2 separate regions of the Homo sapiens genome follow, and region 2 is linked to region 1. A link is an interaction called in ENCODE POLR2A ChIA-PET data of the cell type or tissue named here. Cell type or tissue: GM12878. All regions are shown on one strand. Links, peaks and the distances in the headings refer to the core of each region. The heading gives the core; the rest is flanking DNA.

Region 1 (4,380 bases), core at 274-4,273:
CGAGGTTTGTTTTTAGAGACAGCATCTCAGACCCTCTTTGGTGGCCGTCTAGCAGGGAGACCTCAGCTTGCCTGGCTGGGGAATGGGAAGGTTGGCCTGCCTTGGGGTTATCCCCTCCTCAGCTCCTGAAGACCTGGGTCATCTGGGAAGAATGTTTTTAACTGAAACAATTTTAAAACCACAATCTCCTGTTACAAACACATTTTATATGGCAATAGAGTATACAGATAAGCAAAATACACGTGAACCAAGTTTCCTTTTTTTTTTTTTGAGACGGAGTTTCACTCTTTTTGCCCAGGCTGGAGTCCAATGGCACAATCTCGGATCACCGCAATGCCTCCTGGGTTCAAGCGATTCTCCTGCCTCAGCCTCCCTAGTAGCTGGGATTACAAGCGTGTGCCACCATGCCCAGCTAATTTTGTATTTTTAGTAGAGACGGGGTTTCTCCATGTTGGTCAGGCTGTTCTTGAACTCCCAACCTCAGGTGATTCACCTGCCTCGGCCTCCCAAAGTGCTGGGATTCCAGGTGTGAGCCACAGCGCCTGGCCTCTTTTTTTTTAGACGGAGTTTCGCTCTTGTCACCCAGGCTGGAGTGTAATGGCGTGATCTCAGCTCACTGCAACCTTCACCTCCTGGGTTCAAGCGATTCTCCTGCTTCAGCCTCCCAAGTAGTTGGGGTTACAAGCGTGTGCCACCATGCCCAGCTAATTTTGTACCTTTAGTAGAGATGGGTTTCACCGTGTTTGTCAGGCTGGTCTCGAACTCCTGACCTGAGGTGATCCACACACCTCGGCCTCCCTCAGGGCACTAGGCCTCGAAACAAAAGTTTTTTTTTTTTTTTTCTTTTGAGACGGAGTCTTGCTCTGTCGCCCAGGCTGGAGTGCAGTGGCGCAATCTCGGCTCACTGCAAGCTCCGCCTCCCGAGTTCATGCCATTCTCCTGCCTCAGCCTCCTGAGTAGGTGGGACTACAGGCGCCCGCCACCATGCCTGTCTAATTTTTTGTATTTTTAGTAGAGACAGGGTTTCACTGTGTTAGCCAGGATGGTCTCGATCTCCTGACCTCGTGATCCGCCCCCCTCTGCCTCCCAAAGTGTTGGGATTACAGGCGTGAGCCACTGCGCCCGGCCCACAAAAATTTCTTTACCATAGTTAGCTTTAGTTTGTGCATTTTTTTTTCCATCAACTATTATTATTACTATTTGAGACGGAGTCTCGCTGTGTCGCCCAGGCTGGAGCGTGGTGCGATCTCGGCTCACTGCAACCTCCACCTCCCCGGTTTAAGCGATTCTCCTGCCTCAGCCTCCTGAGTAGCTGGGATTACAGGTGTGCACCACCACGCCCGGCTAAATATTTTTTTAAACTGCTGATTTCATCCTATTCTATTGAATTCTCCACCCATGAACCTGTAGTTTGGAAAAGACCAATCTAGGGCAGATGGCTCCCCCTGGAATTTTTGGACCAGGCTGCAGTTAATCTGTAAAGTGGGGAGGGGAGGATCATGGTCACAGCTTTGCAGGCGGTGCAGACATTTAGATTCTCCCTCCATCGGGTTAAGACCTTGCTCTTATAAGGGCTGGCCACAGTCCAGAGCTTGGATGCTTCTGGTGAACAGGAGAGGCAGGTGGAGCTGAGCCTGAAGCTTAATAAACATCTGCTTATTCATTCATTTTTCTTGCCTATTTTGTGCCAGGCACTGTGCTAGGCCTCATTTGCTCTTCCGACCTGTTTTTTTGGGAGGAAGAACAAATCTTCCGTTCATACTCCCCAGAGTGGGAAAGAGCCTCCCAGAGGCTGCCATCATACCCCACCATCTGACCTCAAATAATACCAGCAGCGCTCCTCTCTTCAGCCCTGACGATGGCCAGGTGCTGGGCTGAGCTTCTGTGTGTCGCATCACTGCATCCTCACAATAAATTTAGAAGGGCTTGTAATTTCCCCATTTTGCAGGTGAGTTAACAGGCTGGGGAGGAGCAGGAACAGTCAGGACTGGAATCTAGCTTTGCTCCAAAGCCAGCTCTTAATTACCAACATGGGGATGGGGGTGGCGTGTTCCTGGCCCTCATTTTCCGGGAGAGGGGTAACTCCCCCGATTTTGGCCCCCACATCCCTGAGAACCTTGGGGTCTGGCTGTAGGAGGTAGGGGAGCTCTGAGGGGTCCGCGCTGGCTAGTTCCTGAGAGAGCGTTAAAAGTAGATTCTCCTTTCGCTCCAACTTTCTCGGTGTCTCAAACACTCTCCTGCCTTCTGGGCCCATTGGGCACACCGCCACCCAATCCGGGGACCCCCGGAGACTCGCCAGCTCTCCAGGATGGGAATTTCGTGATGTTCCCTGCCTGAGCTTCGGGGAGGGCGGGGGAGTGCTGTAAGGGGCTATCGCGCAAGTGCAGACCCTCTGCTTCTGCCGCAAACGGCGGGCCTCACCTGGACCCGGGGACTCTTCAACGAGGGGCGCTAGCCTGGCCCGACTGGGCGAGTCCCCGCGTCCCTGCCCGTTCCGTCGCTCAGTTCCACGACACGCTCCCCTGCCGCCCCGCCTGTTCGCGGGTGGGTGGGCGCTTCCCTCGGCTCCCCGTGACACTTTGCAGACGCTCCCCGGCGCCGGGCATGGGCGCCGCCGCCGTCGGTCCCCGAGCCGGATTCCGCGAGCGGGTGGGTGAGCGCGGGGGGCCTCGGCCCCTCGGACCCCGGGCACCCGCGGGCGGGGGATGGTGGCCGCGTTTGCACCCCCGCCCTAGTGCATGTTCCCGCTGGAATCGTTCCACGACCGCTCCCCCTCCCACCCGCGGGACAAAGGGCGGGGGCGGGGGGGGCGCACCCCCACGCGTGACCTTTCCCCGTACTGCGCACGCGCCCAGCCCCCACCACCGGGGGACGGTCCGCCCGCCCACGCGAGTGCGGGGGAGGGGTGTGGGGGCCCCGAAGGTAGAGGAGGCAGCGCGCACGGGCTGGACCTCCTCCTACCCTGGGAAGTTGGGGCAGTTTCCCCCTGCACCTGCCTCTTCCTTAGGCCTGGCAGTGGCCCGCGATGAGAGAGGGTCCTTCCCCTTCAGGCTAGGTGTCCCTGGTCAGGCGACCCCTTGGGGCACCCAGCAATTTAGGGCTTCAGCTTCCTTTTCCTTCGATACCCAGGAGCCCACGTCCCCAGCTCACTTCTCCCCCAGGACCTAGGCGGCTGGGCCCCCTGCCCCTGACTCCAGGAGCCCAGGAGTTTGAAGCCCAGGCGCGTTTTGCCTCAGTCCTGGGGTCCAGGCTCCCTCCTCCCTCAGACCAGGGGTCCAGGCCAGAAGGTCCCTCCTGTCTCACTTCACCTCCCCCAGGATGGACCCTCCAGTCCATCTGCGTCTCTCCATTTGTGGCTGCCGTTTCTGTCCAGTGCCCCTGAGGCCCTCGGCTGCTGGGGTCCGTAGGAAGCCGCGCCATGAATGACCGGAGCAGTCGGAGGCGGACAAGTGAGGAAGCTGGGTCCCCTTCCCTACCCTGGGTCCCAGTGCGGTCGGCTCCAGGCTGCCGTGGTTGGGGGGTGGCCTGAGAGGCCCGGGGAATTCTCTGGGGTAACCCGGGGCCTCTCCTCTCCAGTGAAGGACGATGAGACCTTCGAGATCTCCATTCCCTTCGATGAGGCACCCCACCTAGACCCACAGATCTTTTACAGTCTGAGCCCCTCTCGGAGAAACTTCGAGGGTGAGCTGAGGGGGTGTGGAGGGACTGGAGTCAGCTGGGAAGCCAAGCCCTGAGTCCCAGGGTGTGACCTGGTCCCCCCACCCTCGCTGTGTCCCTAGAGCCTCCGGAGGCTGCGTCCTCCGCCCTGGCTCTGATGAACAGCGTCAAGACCCAGCTGCACATGGCTCTGGAGAGGAACTCCTGGCTGCAGAAGCGCATCGAGGACCTGGAGGAAGAGAGGGACTTCCTGCGGTGCCAGCTGGACAAATTCATCTCTTCTGCTCGGATGGAGGCAGGTGTGTGTGGGGTGCTCTGATCCACATGCCTCCCTGTCCCGCTACTGGGTACCCGCTCACCCAGACTCAAGGCTCCACTGTTTGGCTGGCTGGGTGGGACCTGCCATGTTGGCCCTATCTGCTAGTCCCCTGCCTGTTTTGGGCCCCCAGGCCCAGCTGCCTCCTCACTTGATTCCAGGGCCTCATCCCCATGAACTGTCTACTGGGGCCCGTCCTCCTGCCTTCTCCGTCAGCTCCCCAAATCCCATCAGCCTCCAGTGCCCTGCCATCTGCTTCCTTGGCCCATGGTGACTTCAGGGACCCTGGCACCTGAGAGCCCCTCTCTTCTGACTCCTAGGGGGACCTTCCTTCATCTCTTTGGCCAAGAGGCCCACCCTAGTTCTTTGGGTTTCCTCAGGGGGCCCCTGCTCCTCCTCCCGTCCCT
Region 2 (4,380 bases), core at 248-4,247, 490 kb after region 1:
AAGCCCAGTTCAGCCCAGAACTCTAGCTCTCCAGAGGTCTGGGAAATGCAGCTTCAATCTCCAACCGGAGAGATTTCTCTCCAGAGAGTAAAGGGCTGGAAGTGGGGGCGAGACGGAAGCCACAGTATCAACCTCTGAGAAGCCGCGTTCATTCCTGCCAGACATTGCGAGATACAGTTGGGAAGAATTTCCAAGGAATTCTTCTCTGCCTTGGCAGTGAGGGTAAGGTGAGCTTGACTCGCTCCTCCTGTAGGCCCTGCTCACTCTCTGAACATCTAAGGAAGAGGATATATCTGGCCGGTGGAAAACCTGCTGCCGGAGCTGGGTGGACACCTCAGAATGCCCTTCTTTTTTTTCTTTTTCTTTCTTTCTTTCTTTCTTTTTTTTTTTTTTTTTTTTGAGACAGAGTCTCACACTGTTGCCCAGGCTGGAGTGCAGTGGTGCGATCTTGGCTCACTGCAACCTCCACCTCTTAGGTTCAAGCAATTCTTCTGCCTCAGCCTCCCAAGTAGCTGGGATTACAGGCATGGGCCACCATGCCCGGCTTATTTTTGTATTTTTAGTAGAGATGTGGTTTCACCATGTTGGCCAGACTGGTCTCAAACTCCTGACCTCAGGTGATCCACCCACCTCGGCCTCCCAAAGTGTTGGGATTACAGGCGCACACCACCATGCCCGGCTAATTTTTGTATTTTTAGTAGAGACTTGGTTTCACCATGTTGGCTAGACTGGTCTCAAACTCCTGACCTCAGGTGATCCACCCACCTCAGCCTCCCAAAGTGCTGGGATCACAGGCATGAGCCACCGCACCTGGCTAGAATGCCCTTCTTGAGCCTCAGTTTCCTCATCTGTGAGAGAGACTCAGGACACCTGCTGCTGGCCTTAAAACCCGGGTCTCTTGCTGTGTCACCTGGGAAAGTACACCTGCTCCACTGAGCCTCGATTATCCCAACCGTAAAATGGGGTGATTCTCAGGCCGGGCGCGATGGCTCACGCCTGTAATCCCAGCACTTCGGGAGGCCGAGATGGGTGGATCACAAGGTCAGGAGATCAAGACCATCCTGGCTAACATGGTGAAACCCCGTCTCTACTAAAAATACAAAAAAATTAGCCGGGCGTGGTGGCGGGCACCTGTAGTCCCAGCTACTCGGGAGGCTGAGGCAGGAGAATGGCGTGAACCCGGAAGGCGGAGCTTGCAGTGAGCCAAGATCGCGCCACTGCACTCCAGCCTGGGCGACAGAGCAAGACTCCATCTCAAAAAAAAAAAAAAATGGGGTGATTCCTGATGAGCTCTGCTGCCTCGCCGGGGGAGCATGAGGGGGAAGTCAGATAATGGGCAATGTGATCCATCATTAAGCAATTCGTTCATTAATTTCATTATCCTTTCTCAAACGTTTCCTGTTGCCTGGGAAGCCAAAGATGACTCAGGTTCAGATCCAGCCCCCTGGGAGCCTGCACTGCTAGACACAGACTGACATCCATACGCCATCCCCCCTTCTGCTGGTTCTTCCCCTTTCTGCTGGTTCTCCCCCTCACACGCTCACTCAGCTCACTCATGCGTCCATCATCCACTCACCCATAAACCCAACCCGAGCCTCCAGAGATGAACCAAACCCCATCCCTGCCCTGGGGGATCTTAGTGCTTCAAAGCACCATACAAAGAGAAAAACCTTAATTATTATTTGGGGTAATAATTATAGCAGAGCTACAAAGGAGCCGAGAAGCTAGAAGGTATGAGCTAAATTTGCTGTCAAAGGAATTCTCGCCCTCAGGCCTGGGAAGCAGGGTAAGAACCACTTGCCTTCACTCTTATTTACTCATTCACAGGCAGGCCCCAAGCCAGGAGCTGGGTACAGCAGGCAAGGAGGGTTGGTCTCTGTTGCTGAGTCGCTCAGCATGAGGTGGGCGGAGCAGTCACCCAAAAATAGTATATGAAATGGAGAAAGAGGGGGCTCTGCGGAAGCTCCAGTGAGGCACTTGGTCCAGACTTACAGGTGTGGGGGTGGTCTGGGAAGGCTTCCTGGAGGAGGGGACGTCTGATCACAGAGTATTATATGATGTTACCAGATGAAGAAGTGGAGGAAGGACATTTCCAGGAAGTCGTTCCTTCATTTCATTCCTCACCAAGATTTATGGCCCACTTACCATACATTAGGACCTGTCCTAAACGCTGGTGTGCCAACATTGCACAGATCGTCAAGGTGATATTTATGTAAACAGGACCCAGGACAAAATTAAAATGCAGAGCCCTGTGTTTAAAAAAAAAAAAAGTATTAAGAATTTCAAGCTGGGTGTGGTAGCTGTAATCCCAGCTACTCAGGAGGCTGACGCAGGAGGATCTCGTGAGGCCAGGAGTTTGTGAGACCTTATTTCTTTAAAAAAAAAAAATGTCAGGCCGGGCACGGTGCCTCATGCCTGTAATCCCAGCACTTTGGGAGGCCGAGGTGGGTGGATCACGAGGTCAGGAGATCGAGACCATCCTGGCTAACACGGTGAAACCCCGTCTCTACTAAAAATACAAAAAATCAGCCAGGCATGGTGGCAGGCGCCTGTAGTCCCAGCTACTGGGGAGGCTGAGGCAGGAGAATGGCATGAACCCAGGAGGTGGAGCTTGCTGTGAGCCGAGATCGCGCCACTGCACTCCAGCCTGGGTGACAGGGCGAGACTCTGTCTCAAAAAAAAGAAAAAAATGTCAAGATAGCCACAGCTGGGCATTCAACCAAGTGCAGGGCAGCCTGCAACCACACAGGTTGCATCCCATGAAGCTGGCCCCGGATATGTGTGACTTGCTGTCACTTTTGGCTTCAACAACAGACAACTTGACTCAAAATGGCTTGAGGGGACTTACTACTTCATGCCAAGAGAAGCCTGGAGGTAGGGCAGGTCCAGCCACGGTTGGTTAAAATTCAGCTGCCAAACCATGCCATGAAGGATCCAGGTTCCTCCGTCTCACCTCCCTTCCATCCTAAGTGAGGAGCTCCCACTACCAGCCCTCATGGTACCCAGGTGGCTGCCACAGCTTGAAGTGTCACCTGCAGACAGGGCAGGGCTCCAGGGCAACTGTTTCTTCCTGCTTATCAGTTGCTTAAGAGTTGGGAAAACCTTTCCCAGCAGTGCCCCAGCAAATCTGCCTTCAGGTTTCATTAGCCAGAATAGTGTCACATATGTGAGCGTCAACCAATTGCTGGCAAGGAGAAGGGGCACAGCAAAATTGGCTTACACCAATAAGGACCTGCTCCTGGTCAGGCAGGGTGGCTCACACTGGTAATCCCAGCACTTCGGGAGGCTGAGGTGGGTGGGCCTCACTTGAGATCAGAAGATCGACCAGCCTGGCCAACATGGTGAAACCCCGTCTCTACTAAAAATACAAAAAATATTAGCCGGGTGTGGTGGTGCGTGCCTGTAATCCCAGCCACTTGGGAGGCTGAGGCAGGAGAATCGCTTCAACCCAGGAGACAGAGGTTGCAGTGAGCCAAGATCTCACCACTGCACTCCAGCCTGGGTGACAGAGCGAGATTCCGTCTCAAAAAAAAAAAAAAAAAAAAGCTAAAAAAAAAGGACCCGCTCCTTATTGGGCCCTTGGGCCCTTATTAACCACGCTCACCCCCAATCCCAACTCTCTGAGTGTGTTATGACCTCCATTCAAGTGAAGACGCCGATGAGCTGAGATCCCCAGGCTCTCTCGGCTGGGGCATGTTGGGTGGGTTTGGAGCCCTGCCCTCACCCACTGTGCTAGGCCCTCAACTCTGGCTGGACACTGATTCTGTGTACTCTGTCCACCCTCGGATCCTTTGTGCCCATACAACATTTCATCTGTCTCATTATAGGTGTCCAGTTTGTATGAAGTGAACAAATGCTGAGCAGACAATAGCCAGTAGTGAAACAAGCTGTTTTTGTTGCACGGATGTGGGGAGGGAGGGAAGAGTCAACTTTGCATTTGAGCTGGGCTTGCTTTTATCAGCGACTCCACTGGAGTTAAGTAAGAATAGCAAGTGTTTATTGAACTCGTACTCCCTGCCAGGTAGCCTTCCGAGTGCTTTGCGTGTATTAACTCATGAATCCTCCCAAGCACCCTGTGAAGCGGCGACTATTCTAGAGTGCAGGTAGAAGGTACCGATGCATAGGAGTGCGCCTTTGCATCCCCTGGAGGCCTTGTTGAAGTAAATCGCTGGGCCCCCTGCTAGAGTTGCTGATTCAGTCTGAGGCAGAGACCGAGAATCTGCATTTCTTTTTTTCTTTTTTTAGACGGAGTTTCACTCTTGTTGCCCAGGCTGGAGTGCAATGGCACGATCTTGGCTCACCGCAACCTCTGCCTCCCGGTTCAAGTGATTCTCCCGCCTCAGCCTCCTTAGTAGCTGGGATTACAGGGATGCACCACTA

The links. Peaks named below come from ENCODE experiments on the same cell type or tissue, not always from the same donor. Only the 100,000 strongest peaks of a DNase experiment are listed, where the experiment ranks them.
Region 2: POLR2A ChIA-PET joins it to region 1 with 5 read pairs; 4 of 35 experiments call an interaction of 5 or more read pairs at or near these places.

What each region holds. Positions count from the first base shown.
Region 1 is chr19:55,645,629-55,650,008 of GRCh38, forward strand. It overlaps CCDC106 (coiled-coil domain containing 106), which reads left to right and starts at 2,584. Exons shown (of 5, transcript NM_001370470.1): 1 at 2,584-3,449; 2 at 3,577-3,681; 3 at 3,780-3,956. The coding sequence starts at 3,419. RefSeq lists silencers at 2,660-2,779, 2,810-2,939 and an enhancer at 4,000-4,049. In GM12878, for the core only: no CTCF peak of the experiment used is centred there; a DNase peak (open chromatin) is centred at 2,349; H3K4me3 peaks cover 2,898 bases; H3K27ac peaks cover 2,746 bases.
Region 2 is chr19:56,132,557-56,136,936 of GRCh38, forward strand. It overlaps a transcript of ZNF444 not described here. Among named protein-coding and RNA genes, the nearest start is that of ZNF444, 6.5 kb to the right of the region's middle. In GM12878, for the core only: no CTCF peak of the experiment used is centred there; no DNase peak of the experiment used is centred there; H3K27ac peaks cover 430 bases.